Regions from separate parts of the Mus musculus genome. Here region 2 is linked to region 1. Evidence: chromatin contacts called from ENCODE POLR2A ChIA-PET data. All regions are on one chromosome and are shown on one strand. Each heading gives the region's core, a stretch centred on a gene start or an enhancer-like site at or near the end of the contact. The rest is flanking DNA. Distances are from core to core; before and after follow the strand shown. Region 1 holds the start of Ptpa (protein phosphatase 2 protein activator). Region 2 overlaps 1700001O22Rik (RIKEN cDNA 1700001O22 gene).

Region 1 (7,740 bases), core at 1,777-4,276:
GTAGGCGTTCCCCTACGCCCCCTGAGGTCTGAAACTCATCCACCAGTTGCTTGGTGTGAGCCCATTCTTCCTCACTCACGATGGGCTGCAGTGCCTTGAGGTAATAGTCCAGGGATTGCTGAAGTGGGGGCACAGGCAGCCTTGGCAGTGCATCTTGGTGGGCCTTGAAGCGACCAGAAACCTTCATCAAGGAGGAGGGCTTGAGGAGGCCCAGGGGTTTTACCTGTGGGATGCAGAACAGCCTACTCATTCTCTCAGACTGAAGCACAGCTCTTTCTAAACTACACTCCTAGGCCTTATATGCCATCCCCTGGAGGCAAAGACAGCTTCATGGGTGGGGCCTGCCCTAGATGCCCAGCCCTCAAGGTACAGGAGTACCGTCTCTCAGGGGCCTATATATGCAGGAAGGCTAGGAAAGGGTGGGGGTGTAGATGAGTCACATTATTGGGGTGGCAGAGGTAAGGGGACCTCCCACCTGTCAGGACGCACGAGAGAGATGGCAGCTGACTCTTTAAGCGAAGCCCCCCCATGTCTCACCCCCCCCCCCCCCGCTTCCAGCTTAAGAAATCGGAGAGAACTGGAAATGGGTAAGCTGGTGACAGCACCTCTGGGGGAGGCTTCAGCCTCTGTGCTTTCTCTCCACTGTGGGGCGGTGGTGAGGGGCGTGGGTAGTGCTGCAGCAAGAGCGCTGAGTGGCCTGGCATGGAGGATGAGAGGTGGCAGAGAGAGGCAGGAAGAGGGAGTCCCGGAGACTCTGGAGGTGGCAGAAAGCAAGACAGGAAGGGCCCAGGCTGCTGGCACAGTGGCAGGCAAGCGGCAGTAGCGCCATTCCATACCTTCTCTCTCTGCTGCTCGTCCTCCATGGCAGGACTGAGGATGTGAGCCCTGTCTGTCTGCCTGGGCTGGACCTCTAAGCCTAACTGTGCTACCAATTGGATGAGCAGAAACTAGCAAGAGCGGCCACCTGCCTGGACTGGAAAGAGAAGACAAGACTCACAATTCAGGCGTGAAGGGTGGTGAGGCAGTAGCCACTGGCGTGGTAGCATCTAAGGCTGGAGCAGTGGTAGCTGTGGGGCTGCAGATGCCGCTCTGCCTCTCGCTAGCCTCCAGAAGAGGAGGAGTAAGGCAGGTAAGTGGGCTGGAAGTAGGTACTGAGGTAAGAGGAGACTGGGAGCTCTCTCCTGTCTTCTTTAGATGGGCCCAGTGCCAGGGAGGCAAGCCAAGAGAGGTATTAAAAAATCCACCTGTCAAAATCTTCATAGATCTTTTTGATGTGGGAAAACTTGGCTGGAGGGTGGAAACAGGCTGGCCGCTAACCTGTGGCCCTGAAATCAGCCCTGCTTGGGAATGGTGCAAGACAGGAGATGCCAGGGAAGGGCCACTAGTGGACAACCAACGATTGCCACACACCTGCCCAGCTGTTTCCCTTCCAGACCTCAGGGCCTTGGTGGCCACCCCTCTTTTGGTGGTTTGTTTGTTTTTTCTAAATGAGTTCTGGATCATCCAGGTTGGGATCAATAGTGGGGGAAATACACTTTTGTGCTTCTGCTGTGAGTAATAAGCCAAAAGACCCCATTTGGGCTCAGTTTATTAGCACAACCATGGGATTTGATTGTCTCCTTGTTTCAGTCTCCCTAGCATTAAAATGCTTATGCAGTAAGGTGGTCCCAGAGGGTGACGGAAGGCGGGACGACTTGGAGGAGGGTCTCAGGTGCTGCCAGGACTCTTAGTAGAATCTCAGTCTTAGCTGCCAACCCAGTGTCTGACAGGGCAGTCCAGTTCACAGCTGGATAGACAGCCTGAATCAGAGAGGACAGGAGCTCACCATTAGGATAGCTGCTTTAGATAAGGATGGTGAGGGGCAGCCTGCCACCTCCTGCCTCCTCCTGCCTGTTTGGGGGATTTTCAGTACTAGTCTCCACCTGAGGTTCTCTTAGCAATATGCAATGGGGAGGGTGGGCATCTGATGAACTCAAGGAGACTGGGTAGGCTTGGAGAAGTGGCTCTAGTCGGGCAGAAGCATAGCCTAGGGCTGAGCTCTCTAACCAGTAGCCCCGACAGGTGTCTGAGTCCGAATAACTGGGAGCATTAGGGAGGAGTGGAGTGGAAAGGTACAAAAGACTTGAACCTAGGTTTCTCAGTCTTCTTCTGGGATCGAACCCACCCCTTACCTGGTCTCCTTTATCCACCTTGCAGATCGCACCCTACCAGCCGGTCTGGGGTTTTCTTGACCGTTGCTGGAGGCCCGCCCGTCTTGTCCCGTCCATGGCCCTGCTGGGCGAACTCACCACGGTTCTGGCAGCAAAGGCTAACATCGTCCCAGTCTGTTTGCGGACACTTGGTCCGCTCCGCCCCTCGCGCTGGGTAAAGACTGCGCCACTGCTGGGGTGCTGGGGTCAGTGGGTTCGCGGCTCCGGTTCTAGGTTCAAGGTCGCCGAGTCACTGCCGCTAGCCAGTAGAGGCGGCCCCGCGGCCACCGGGCCCGGCGGGCTGCCGGTGGGGCAGGACTCACGGGGCGGAGCTTTGGTGGCTCGCAGTCCCCGGCCGCTCGCCCCGATCTCGGGGTGGGCCCAAGCCGGGGAGTGGCCGCAGAGGGCGGGGCTTGCGGAGACGGACCTCTAGCTCAGCTGTTAGCAGCCCGGCGCTGGGCTCCCGTCACGGGGTCACAACGGTAGGCGCTGTCCCGCTCGTGCTCTCCGCCTCCGAAAGCCACCTTAGCTGTCGAGGCGGTCACGTGCGTTCAAGTCTGACTGGTGTCCTTGAACGTCACTCTAGGAATGGCAGGAGAACACAACTGTTGACTGGGGACTGTCTCAGATTGCTTGGGTGGAGGCATGCACAAAGAAGATGACAGGTGGCCTTGCTCCGCAAGAATACTGCTGCCATACCTATTCCCTCCATCACCCCTCACCAAAACAAACAAACAAACAAACAAACAAGCAAACAGAACCCGACGCCCCGCACAAACATGGCTGCCAGCGCCGCAGTTGGCTTGCAGGCGGCAGCCGTTAGTGCGCATGCTCCTCGGCGCCCCGCACCAAGATGGCCGCTGCCTCGGTCGGCGCGGCCGCCGCGAGACGGCCGTTGGTGGGCATGCTCCCTGAGTGCCTCGCACCGGCATGGCTGCCGCCTTCGCGCGAGTGACTGTAATTCTCGGCTTCCGGTCCTAGCCAGTCAGCGCTCATTTCCCTGCTGGAAGCTTGGCGGAGCCGGGGAGAGCTGCGGGGTGAACATTGAGAGGGACCGGCGAGCATCCGCTCCGGCTCCTCACGGAGAAGATGGCCGAGGGCGAGCGGCAGCCGCCGCCAGGTAGGGCGGTTGGAGGGCCCGGGCGTGCGGGTGGGAAAGGGGTGTGGCTCGGGGGGTCTCCCGAGTCTGAGGAGCTCTGGGGACGGAGGAGGCAGGGCTGACGGCCTGGGCTGCAGGCGGGTGGCGGTGAGGGCGACCCGGCCAGGGCGGGCGGGCAGAGCGCGGTCAGGGGAAAGGCTCTGGACCTGGGGGCAGAGTTGCCTGGGGTCGGGGCGAGAGGGATCCAGGAGGCTGCGTTCTTTATGAGACTCCGCTCGGGTGGACCTGGGCCTCGCTCGGACGCCAGGCTCCTTCATGCATGTCCTGCCCACCCTGCATGTCTTCCCTCCCTCCGTCCCTCCTTCCGTCCTGCAGGCTTGGCTCTGGGGGTTTCAGTATCTGCAGAGTTAATTGAGAGAAACTGCCCACGGTGTCTAAACCACTAATTTTAAGAGGCTGTTTGTACAAAATGAGAGGGTTGGTGGCATCGTCGTCTGTAACTTTTATTTACACTGTGGCCTCGTTGTGGTCCATCTCAAGTAACTAGGGCAGAGACAGAGGCCAGATGCTCCAGTAGAGACCCCCTTTCCTGGAGGAGGAGAAAGCAGTTTGCTGACTCCGTGTAGTTAAGAAGGACTGGAAAATTCTTACAGAGTGGCTAGGTTGGCTAAACTCAGCTCGTACTTTGATAGTGTTTGATGTACCTTCCACCACACTTCCTTTTTTGTGGTCCCAAAGAAAGTCTCAGGAGGAAGAAAATTTGAAAATCAAAAGAAGCACCATTTTTGTGGCGCCCCCCCCCTAAATATATGAACACGTGGAATTCAAAACCAGACATTTATTTTAAGTTATACAAAATCTCTATGAATGTGTCGTTTTTGTTTGTTTTGTTTTTGTTTTTCGAGACAGGGTTTCTCTGTGAAGCTCTGGCTGTCCTGGAACTCACTCTGTAGACCAGGCTGGCCTCGAACTCAGAAATCCACCTGCCTCTGCCTCCCATGTGCTGGGAGTGCGCCACCACTGCCTGGCCTTATGGATGTGTCTTAATCGACTTTAGTGTTGACATCAAGACATAGATAGTAGCTAGCACTCGGGAGGCAGAGGCAGGTGGATTTCTGAGTTTGAGGCCAGCCTGGTCTACAGAGTGAGTTCCAGGACAGCCAGGGCTATACAGAGAAACCCTGTCTCCACAAAAAAAAAAAAAAAAAGAGTAGCTATCAGGCAGGCAGACTCCTTTTGAAATGAGTGTCTCTGAAGATGAATAGGGAAGGGACATTGGGGACCAGAACCTATGTACTAGAGGGAAAAAACAAACAACCAAACAACCTTAGGAAGGTTGTGGACATTTTTGAGTTACACAGACTATATGGCAAGTCACCATATGTGTCCTTTAGTAGACGGAAATTGAGCCACCCGGGGCTCAGTAAGAGTGCCTGCTGCCAAGTCTGGCAGCCTAAGTTCCATCCTGGGAACCCACGCGTGGGAGAATGGAACTGACTTGAATGTTGTCCTCTGACCTCCACTCACATGCTGTGTGTGGCACACACACACACATACATACATAATTTTAAAATAATTTAAAATGAGGTTTATCAAACTTTCCTCATGGAGTTGTGGTCTGATGTGAGCAGAGTGTTTGGGTGTGGTGAGTACTCACTGGATGCAAACATGTCACATCTGTCACATATGGGAGGTGATAAATCCAGCACACTGGGGTGTGTGTGTGGGGGGTCGTTTGTTTGGTTTTTTGAGACAGGTATGGATGTGTATCTCCAAATCCCCTGGCTCTTTCCATTTTCCTCCTGACATCTCCAGACAGGCTCTGTTCTCTGCACTTGCTACATATCCAGAACTTGTTTAGGACTAGAACTCACTGTACAGACCACACTGGCTCAGAAATCCACCTGTCTCTGCCTCTTGAGTGCTGGGATTAAAGGCCTGCACTGCTGTATCCAGCTTGTGCTTTTGATACAAGGTCACTGGGCCTGGCTAAAAATCACCTTAATAGCCAAGAATGACTTTGTGTGTCCGATCCTCTTGTTCCCCCCGTCCCCCTTCCAAGAGCTCGGGTCACATATGTGGGTCACCATGCTTAGCTGTTTTGTTTTGAGGCAGGGTCTCACTCTGTGCCCAAGGCTGGCTAGAGTTGGGGGTCCTTCTGCCTCCACCCACCTAGTGCTGGGCTGTAGTGATGCTACCGAGCTCCTGCTCAGCGCCAGCTTCTGGGCTACTTTTGGGTTTTTTCCCAAGGGTCATTTGTAAAATTCCTTGTGTTATGATCTTAAGCTGTCAATGCAGGGGATCCAGGGCCTCCGGGTTCCTTGTCAGAGGCAACCTGAGACTGGAGAGGCTGTGAATGTGAGCTCTGTGATAGTCCTGGCTCTGAAGGCTTGTTTGCTTTGTTTGCTTGTTTGTTTTTGATTTGGGTTTGTATTCTGCCAACTGTATTTCTTCAATGGCATGCTCTTGCCTCACAGTGATGTACTGTTTTTTGGGGGACGTAGCCTGGAAGCCGTGTTCTCCGTGAAATAATGTCTGGAGGGCAGTGTCTTGCAGGGAATAGGTCCTGTGCAGGAGGACTGGATCCTGGTTGGTTTGCAGCTTGGTTATTTGGGATGGGGAGGTCATTTCCCATAAAATGTGTCCCCATAAACTGTCGTTAGCTCACCAGGCTGGCTTCAAAGCTTTTTTATTTAGCGTCTTACTTCAAGTAGCAATTTAGTTTTTCCAGGGGCCTCGGATGGGTCTGTGGGAAAAGGTGTGTGGGGTGGGAGGAGGAGACGTTGGGGCTTCTGGACTCCACCCGAGTGGCCTCCACTCCCCTGCACTCTACTTGTGGGTTCTGCCAAGGCAGGGGAGCTTCTCTCTCATTCCCTAGCTTCCCCTCAGGTCTCCATGCCCTGCCCTTCTCCAGGCAGGCTCCCGTGTGCAGAGCGCTCCAGGCCCCTGTGGCTTTTTCTGCTTGTAGTATGGCTAGGTTTTACAGGAGGGCAGCAGGGCCGCCTTCTGTTCTGTGGAGGCTCGTCTTTCACCCTTCCTGACGGTTGCAGTTTTAAAGGGGATGCTTATTGAACGCCCACATCTCCAATTGCAGACTCAGGCTGAGGCGCTCTCTGAGACCTCGGCGCATGGGTTTGGGATTCTTTTTCTCTGTGATAAAGGAGGTGTGTTCTTAGCCAAGCACAATCATTCCAGCACTGTGTAAAAATGCCTTCACTAAGCATCAGATACACAGAGCCTAGGAATGTGCACACGCTAGTCTGTAAACTTACTTAAAATAACTAGCGTTTCCAGACTTTGGGGGACTGTGGAAAACATAATTTTAAAAGTAGAAGGCACTTTTAAATTGTGCTCCCTAGAGATGACCAGCAGAGTTTTCCTGTCTAATCCTTTAGAAGAATGTGAGTTGTTAGGCTGGTGAGATGGCTCAGTGGGTAAGAGCACCTGACTGCTCTTCCAAAGGTCCGGAGTTCAAATCCCAGCAACCACATGGTGGCTCACAACCATCTGTAACAAGATCTGACGCCCTCTTCTGGAGTGTCTGAAGACAGCTACAGTGTACTTACATATAATAAATAAATAAATCTTTAAAAAAAAAAAAAGAATGTGAGTTGTTTTTACAAGAACAGGATACTAAAAACTGCATTTTCTTCACCTGTTAGTATGTAGATGTCCTTCCTCTGCCTGTAATACAGATATTTATTTCTTTTAAAAGCTATGGGAGAGAGGGGGCTGGAGAGATGGCTCAGCAGTTAAAAACACTGACTGCTCTTCCAGAAGTCCTGAGTTCAATTCCCAGCAACTACATGGTGGCTCACAGCCATCTATAATGGGATCTGATTCCCTCTTCTTGTGTGTCCGAAGACAGCTACAGTGTATTTATATAAATAAAGTAAATAAACCTTTCAAAAACAAAAACAGCTTCCCCCCTCCCATGCCTTTAATCCCAACCAGCACTTGGTAGGCAGAGGCAGGTGGATCTCTGAGTTGAAGGCCAGCCTGGTTTACAGGAATGAGTTTCAGGACAGCCAGGGCTACATGGTGAAACCCTGTCTCAGGGGGAAAAGTATGAAGAAGCTGGCTGCGGGGGCTTGTGCCTGCAATCCTGGCATTCATGAGGCTGAAACAAGAGCATTGCCGAGACTTCTAGGTTGGCCTGGGCAGTATAGTGGGTTCCAAGTCAGCCTGTTTGAAACCCTATCTTAAAAACAGGCACTGGAGAGATGCCCCAGAGGTTCAGAGACTGGCTATTCTTTCAGAGGGCCTGGGTTCTGTTTTTATTTGGATCCTTCTTCTCGCCTAGTTAGCTGTGTATTCTCGAGGACTCTGCAAACATGGATTCTGCCAACTGTTTACCAAAATGCAGGTTCTTTTTTCACCATCACTTCAATGGTATGGTATGAAAACTACTTATGTGGCATTATACTGTGTATTAAACATTGTATAATCTTA
Region 2 (7,740 bases), core at 1,783-4,282, 380 kb after region 1:
TGGCCAGTGTTTTTTAACCGCTGAGCCATCTCTCCAGACCAGGGTCACTCATCTTTCTTATGGACACGGGGTAATGGAGGCCTGCAGCCTCTCCCACGGGACACTTGCTCTGCAGGGACCATCTTGGGACCCCATCAGCACTCAGAGGCCTGACTCACGATGCCAGCATGTCCATCCAACTGAGGTCTCCATGAGAGTTTAGGAGACCTTAGTCCTCCTGGACAGTACAGTGGCAGCTGGCGTCCCTAGGGTACCAGTATGGCTGGTTTCACTGGAGAACAATGCTCTTCCTAGGCCTGCCTGGACTTGCCAGCTGCCTGCGAGGGTCCTGCCTGGCCTCCAGGGAACTGTCTTGACATCAGTCCCTTCTTCCCAGGCCAGTCTGCCAAGTCACCTCCCCTGCTGAGGCTTCAGTCCCTACTGGGGTTGGGGGTTGGGGGCAGGATGCACAGAGCTACCCCATCGGGACAGCCTCTGGTGGGAGCAACACTGCGAACGGTGGGCTCTGGGCCTCGGTTTCCCAGGAAAGAGCTCTCCTGAGCATGGTTTCTGAAGAAACTCCGTGTCCAGCTGAAGCCTGGCAGGCTGCAGGAAGCTGTGCGTGGGTCGGTGTCTGTCTCTCTGGCTTTAGGGGACTTGGGGTTACCTAGAACTTTGTAGACCGGGCTGGCCTTGAACACTGAGATTCTCTCCTGCCTCTGCCTCTCAAGTGCTGGGATTAAACCCTTGTGCCACAAATTCCAGTTCTTTCTCGCTCTCTCTCTTTCAAGAGCTTATTTTTAAAGCCAAGCATAGTGGTATACACCTTTGATCTCTCCTCACTTGGGAGGCAGAGGCAGGAGGATCTCTCTAAGTTCAAGGTCAGCCAGGTGCGGATGCTAGAAACCAATCCCAGAATCTCTGTGAGAGCAGCTAAACACTGAGCCGTCTCTCCAGGGCCACATTGTGGGAACTGGACCCAGCTCCTCACACGCGGTACAGCATACACAACCACCCCTCACTTCTAGGGCTAATGAGCCACCTCCTGGGTACAGGTTACAGAGGTTTACATGGCAGGGGACATTCCAGAGAAAGGGACAGGGCTTCCTGTCTGGATAGGAGACACCCCCCATCTGTCACCCCAATAAGCCTAGTTCCCCTTCTCCACTCGACTTGGCCCAAGGGACATAGTCTGTGATGGTGATCAGGGAGATGAGAGAGATGGGAAGGCCTCACAAGGGGAGAGGAACAGACTGACCCCAAAGCACACAACTCACAGATAAGATACCCGCTATGCTACTGGGAACAGACCCAGAGCTAGGATTTTCCCCTAGCTCCCCTGTGCCTGAGGCAGTCACTTTAATCCTAACCCTGAGGTGGGCAAGGCAGGCAGGTCTCTGAGTTCCAGGTCTACAAAACAAGTCACAGATCAGCCAAAGCTCCCTATGAGACCCTGCTCAACCATCCAGACAAAAACGTTCAGTGTGGACTCTGGGAAGGAGAATGGGACCACTCTGAGAGACAAAAAAACCCAGGACCGAGGTCACCGGAAAGGGGTCTTTCCCCAGCCTCAGCATTCCCAGAGCCTTCTTGGTCACCTAAGTTCAGGCGTCACATGAACGTCGATGTTGTGGCTGCAGGCAGATACCACCTTGGGAGTTCTCTGGGGGTTTTTTTTGTTTTTTTTTTTTTGTTTTTGTTTTTTGGTTTTTTGAGACAGGGTTTCTCTGTATAGCCCTGGCTGTCCTGGAGCTCACTTTGTAGACCAGGCTGGCCTGGAACTCAGAAATCCGCCTGCCTCTGCCTCCCGAATGCTGGGATTAAAGGCGTGCACCACAAGTTCTCTGGGACCCGGTACTCCAGAGGTCCATGCTTCAATGTGCAACACATGTTCTGAAGTGTGTTATCTCTGTGTGTGTAATGGGCTCTGTGTGTGTGTGCACGCTCGTCTCCTCCATGTGGGATGATGTCTGTTTGCCATCTGTATGGTCATATGTGTCAATGTGCTGTCTGTTTATGTGGTATGTTTGTGGGTAGCTCTTTGTATCTGTGTTTTTCCATGTGTATGTGTCACATGTGTGTCTCTCCGTGTCCATGCATATCTGTGGTGTGTCTCCATAAATATGGACTATGTGGTATGTGTTGTCTTCTGTGTATGTGTGTGTGTAGTATGTGCCTCTCCATGTGTGGGGTCTGTACATGGTGTATATATATATATATATATATATATATATATATATATAGTATGTTTACTATGTGTTATGTACCTGGGCAGTATCTGTTGTGAACATCTGTAGTATGGTTTTCTATGTGTGTGGGGTCTCTATTAGTGTGGTATGGTGTGTCTGTGTGTTCTCCCTGTGTGTGGGATCTCCAGGTGGTGGCTGTGTATGTGCTATCCTGTGTGTGGGGTCTCTGTGGTGTATGTGTGTGTGCACGCGCGCATTTGAGCACGTGCAAGTATGTCTCCTCGTGTCCTGTTTCTGTGCCTGAGGTGTTCTATGTGTGGGATCTCTATGGTGTATGTGGTATGCAGTGTGTGTTCTACTTCAACGTCCAAGTTTTTCTCCTTGCGTGGTCTGCTCTGTGTGTTCCCAGACTCTCCGTGAAGGCCAGGTCTCAGGGTTGCAGGTTGGAGACTGGATTCCCACAGTGGGACGCGCCAAACCCATCACAGTGAGCACTGCCTAGGGGAAAGTTTCTGACAACGATACCGGCCGAGAGCTGAAGTTTCGCGGCGCAAAGCCAGGCCAACACTGCCCCCGCGCGGTGCGGTGCGGCGCTGCAGGCGGCCGGGGAAACAGGCAGACCCGGCACGCACGGCGCGCAGCACTCCAGAGAAACAGGGATTCCACGTCTTGGGTCACAGCCTGAAAGCTCAGAAAGGGACCGAGCCCCGTTCCAGCCCAGCGCTGATGACGTTGATGCATCGCGTCGCATGCCGGGTCAGCCCTTCATCATCCCCAGCCCATCTGGTCCCTAAAATGACCGGCCCAGTCCAACCCAAACCCCCAGCTTTAGCATTCCGTCCTCCCCGTTACACTCCACTCCGCACCGAGTCCGAGACGTTTCTTCAAGGGCCAGCAGGTGGCGATAAAGACCTGGCCAGAGCGCAAGAACAAAGTGAAACTCCAAAGAAGGAGGGGTTCCCCCAGGGGTTCGGACATGGAGTAATGGGGGACACCCAGGTGTAAGGCAGTATCTATGTTAATACAGTAGATAAATTCTAGGAGGCCTGCCACGGTGACTCAGGCCACTTCCCCATGTGGATTTGAACACCGGAGCAGGTAAGAGAACTAAGGATTACCCATACACAGGAATCTTTTTCCTGGGCTGGGGTCTGGATACCCATATCATGTACTAAAAGGTGGACAGAGAAAAACTCTGGCGCTAAAGACAAGAAGTTGTTTATCCACTCTCCTAGGCTGAGGTTATGGCTGAGGCTCTGCTTCAGGCACGGGTTGATTTAGGTTGAGGTTGTGTCGTGAGTGGTCCACCCCTTGCACAAGCATTCCCTGGGACAAGCTGAGCCCCTGGGGTGCCCTGACTCCCCACCCCCAATATCCAGCTGTCATCAGCTTCATCCCAGCTGTGAGCCCACCCCAATCTCCCTTACCCAGGAACCCCAAGTGGTCCCCAATCAGGCACCTAGAGTGGCTTTTACTGGGAGACCTAGTGATCCATCCCAGCCACCTGGGAGGTGTGTTTATTTGTGGGGTGAAGAAGCACTCTCTTCATTGCCTGGCATGGGTACACTCCTGAGCTGGGGGGAGCTCTGGCAGGCATTCACCTGTGAGCCTGCTGCCGGTTTGTGGTGGACGGCAGGAGCAGCTGGTAGCCCTTAGGGCGGCCTTGCTTCAGGACAGACTGCAGCACCAAACTGGGCAGAAAGGATTCCTAGAGGGAGAAAGATGCCTGGCATGGCACTGCTGAGGGGACCCCAGGGAGGAGACAGGGAGCAGGGGCAGGCGGGGGTGGGGGGGCAGGTGGCTCCACATTACAGCTGTCCTAGGCTGAAGCACAGCCCACCCACTCACTAGCCTGGCTCAAGGGCCTCCTCCCCCTTGGCTCCACGCTGAGGAGGCCAGGCCACACAAATCCAAGCCATAAACCCCATGGTGACTCAACAGAGAGGGTCCCCTACAGAGTCACTGAGGGCTGGTGCTTCTGCTGGCGGGCTGCCCGCCCTGGGCTGCTCACCAGCTTCTGGTTCCAGGGATGGGGCCATTTGCCCACCTGATCCACATTGTTAGGGGTGTCCAGGAAGGTTCTGAGGCCTCCCCGTGGCCTTGGGATGGTGGCCCTGGAGATGAAGGGTAGGTGGCTGCTCACGGAGGAGTCCTCAGAAAGGTAGAGCTGAGGTTCCTGAGCTGACCTGATGGGGAGAGGGGGGCCTATAGCTTTTTGGCCCTGAGTTCCAGACCCACGTACAGTTTGTAGCTGGAGGACCTAGACCACAACCCTTCTGCTTCCTCTACCCACAGAGCCTCACACGCGGGGGCAGGTCCAGAATGAGGAGCCGGCCACAGTGTCTTGGACCCTGGGATAAAGGGCTCTGGGCAGACTGTCCAACCATCTCCCAACACTCCCGAGCACCCGTTCTGACACAGATACAGCTGGCAAAGCCGTCTGCTCACTCGGAAAGATATTCTGCCGGACTAGAAGAGAGAGAGAAAGAGAGAGAGCAGAGTGAGTTCCCTGTCCCCGCCCCCAGGGAGGGGCATACTAACACGCCCCCACCCTCTCTCCTTCCTCTGGCTGGCAAGGCTAGACAGAGCCCTGTCTCCATGGCAACCACAGGCTCCCCAGTGCCTGACGGTTGCCTCCAGAGAAGTCCTGGGTTTTAAAACTACCTCCCTGTGACTGTTTCTGCTATACCACAAAGCTGATCCCTGTCGTGGTCCTACTTCTGCTCCAACCGCCAATGGGTCCCTTTTCTCTAAAGTAGGAGGGCCAGGTAGCCCACCTTGGAAATTCCAGAGGATGCCAAGAATCCGCGGGGGTTGGAGGGAGGGGCTGGATTCCCAGAGGCTACCTCTGATGGGAGAAGCCAAAGGAGGCTTGAACCTGATGCTATGGGGGGGGGTGCCACAGTGCTCGGCCTGTCCTGGGATTTTTGGAGCACTCTGCCCTCTGTTCTAGGCTTCCATGGCTCTTACACAACCACCCTTCGCCTCAATTTTCTCTGCAATCAAAATAACCAGAAGCCGGAGTGCAGCGTTAGTAGCACATGCCTGTAATCCTAGCAGTTGGGAGGTGGAGGCAGGAGGACCAGAATTTCAAGGACAGCCTGGGATACTTGAGACTCTGTCTCAAAAAAGACGAGTCTGCATTGCCAATCTTAGTAGGCACAAGAGCTCTCAAGTCTATTAGCTGAAATTATATTCTGAAGCACACACATGCACAAAATATAGCCAGAAGTTGGGCTTCCCTGATTCATGTGAGTGTTAAGGGCTGGTGTCCTGGGGCTACTGAGTCTGGAGGACAGAGGCTGGGTACTAGGAAGTCTTGTCTTCCTCATTGTCCCACCTGCCCCCAGCCACCCATTCACACCAGTCCAAGGAAGCCACCCCTAGAGCTGAGAGCTCGCTTCTGCCCGGTGTTCTGGGGTTCTCTCTTAGACTCGTTCAACATTTTTCAAGAGAGAAGATATTTCCTCTTCTAAGACTTGCTGGACATCTGGTCAACCTGACCCTCGGACTCTGTGAGAAAGATGATTGGGGAAGCTGCCGAGGGACTGGGAAACTGAGGAAGGGTTCTTTAGTGCTAACAGGGCCTGGGCAGCCAATGTTTCCTTGGCACCATGTGCCCAATGCCACCCAACTCTGCTACCTCTCAGGGATTCCTTCCTCTGTAGAGTCATTGGTCTGCCCTGCTCTCTAAGGACCTGGAGCCACAACCTGTGGCCTCTGCACTCCTCACTAGTTTCCCCCCCCCCCCCCAATCTTTGTGTGCTCACCTGCACGGTTGCGTTCCCAGTACCGGAGTGCTGTGTCCTGCAGGGTCTCGTCTGCGAATCGTACCCGGAAGGGACAATAGCGTTTTCGGGGTCTTGAGCCTTCTCCAGCGGGGCTGCAAATGAGCACAGTCTTCACTTTGGGCACCTGTGTGCTGTGGAGTCTGCTGAGGGGAAACGAGAGGCCGGGGAACAAGGCTCCTCGTAAGATCTCAGCTAGGGCTTGGAGAGATGGCTCAGCCTTTAAGCGTGCATTCCTGAGTGCTCCTGAGGAGGACCTGGATTTGGTCCTAGCACCCACATTGTTGGCTTACTGTCTGTGACTTCCACTCCTGAGGTAATCTGACACCTTCTTCTGGCCTCTGCAGGCACCAGGGCTCATGTGAACACCCTGCCCCCACCCACCCACACACACACACAAATAAAATATAAATCTTGGACAGATTTTGGTTGGTGGCGGAGCTCTACCAGTCACAAGTGCTCCTTCCATCATCGTGTGGCATGTTTTATCCCACCAAACCTGAGCAGTGCCCACGGAACCCTGTCACTATCCCAATTACAAGTGAGGAGACTGAGGCACAGAGATGTCTGGCCCGCAGGCTAGAGCCATCGAGAGGTCCTGACACACAGAAACCTGTCTCCTCCTCTGCGATGGAGATTAAGCCAGGCACGGTGTGGCGGGTGGGACACTTGGGAGGTGGAGGCCAAAGGATCAAGAGTTAAAGGCCATCCTTGGCTACATAGTGAGTGTGAATCCAGCCTGGGCTACGGGTTGACAAATAAGCAGATAGAAATAAAAATAAGGAAATGATGGTGCCCCACCCCTTCCTCAGCACAGGTGTGAAGAGATGGGGCGGGCTGCAAGAGCATCCTGTCGAGGGTATGCCGGGCGGAAGAAGCGCCTCTAGTTTCGAGCTGTCACGATAGCTGTCAGCCTCGATTGTGCCGCTGAGGCCGTGTGAGCTGGGGCACACTGTCCTCAGGGTTCCACTTGTCACTTTTCTCCTTCCGGTCATGTGCTCTGTTACAGGCGGGATCATTCCGCCGTCACAGGAACTGGGAGAGTGGAGTACCCCGTGTGGGGAGGCACCTAGAACAGGGCCTGTCAGTGGGGTTGTGCTCTATAAAGGGTGTGTTATATTTGTATGTAATAAAAATGTTAGACCTGTTCACTTCTCCCTCAGGGGCTGGGCTGCCAGCCTGGTTACTTGATCACTCAGAAATGCCCCATTGGACTTTCTTCACCTTGGCCACACGTATTTACACACCCATACCCACTGATCCTGGGGCACCTTTGTGGAAGCATAGGGTGTGTTTCTCACTGTCCACCAAAGAGCCATGCAGCCGGGACTATAGATGTTGGGGCTTAGTTAGGGTCACAGTTGTGTGCATGTGGAACCTCAGCTCTGTTCTGGCAACAGGGCGAGGCTTAGACATCTCCTAGGTCCTGCCCAACAGAGTGGCACCATGCTTCGCTGCCTGGGGAGGATCATTCACTGAAGCAATCTATCATACTGAAGGAATGTTATGTATACATAAGTGTCCAACTCTAGGCTCCACTTTTTTAGTGATTTTTTTTTTAGTGTTTTGTCTGCATGTAGGTCTGTTTGAGGGTGTCAAATCTCCTACAGCTGGAGTTATAGACAGCTGTGAGCTGCTATGTGGATGCTAGGAACTGTACCCGGGTTCTCTGAAAGAGCAGCCAGTGTTCTTAACTGCTGACGCATCTCTCCATCCTCCTAAGTCTCTATTTTGATCCTAGAGAACTGGGTCAGGAAGGGTTCTGAGGCTCACAGAGAAATGTG

Evidence for each region. ChIA-PET counts read pairs that join two places held with the same protein, here RNA polymerase II (POLR2A).
Region 2: POLR2A ChIA-PET joins it to region 1 with 13 read pairs in Patski. The contact joins the enhancer-like site here to the promoter of Ptpa in region 1. POLR2A ChIA-PET finds 5 or more read pairs at or near these places in 4 of 5 experiments (Patski and embryonic stem cell).

What each region holds. Positions count from the first base shown.
Region 1 is chr2:30,413,024-30,420,763 of GRCm38, forward strand. Ptpa (protein phosphatase 2 protein activator) reads left to right here and starts at 3,027. Exons shown (of 10, transcript NM_138748.5): 1 at 3,027-3,309. The coding sequence starts at 3,279. It overlaps Crat (carnitine acetyltransferase), which reads right to left and starts at 2,725. Exons shown (of 14, transcript NM_007760.3): 1 at 2,289-2,725; 2 at 1-223. The coding sequence starts at 2,315.
Region 2 is chr2:30,791,930-30,799,669 of GRCm38, forward strand. It overlaps 1700001O22Rik (RIKEN cDNA 1700001O22 gene), which reads right to left. Exons shown (of 7, transcript NM_198000.3): 4 at 5,939-6,051; 5 at 4,472-4,637; 6 at 4,216-4,354; 7 at 3,634-3,876. The coding sequence ends at 3,766. Among named protein-coding and RNA genes, the nearest start is that of 1700001O22Rik, 5.9 kb to the right of the region's middle. Within about 2 kb of position 3,033, at least 2 of the 3 ENCODE cell types and tissues checked have a DNase peak (open chromatin) inside an H3K27ac peak, as active enhancers do.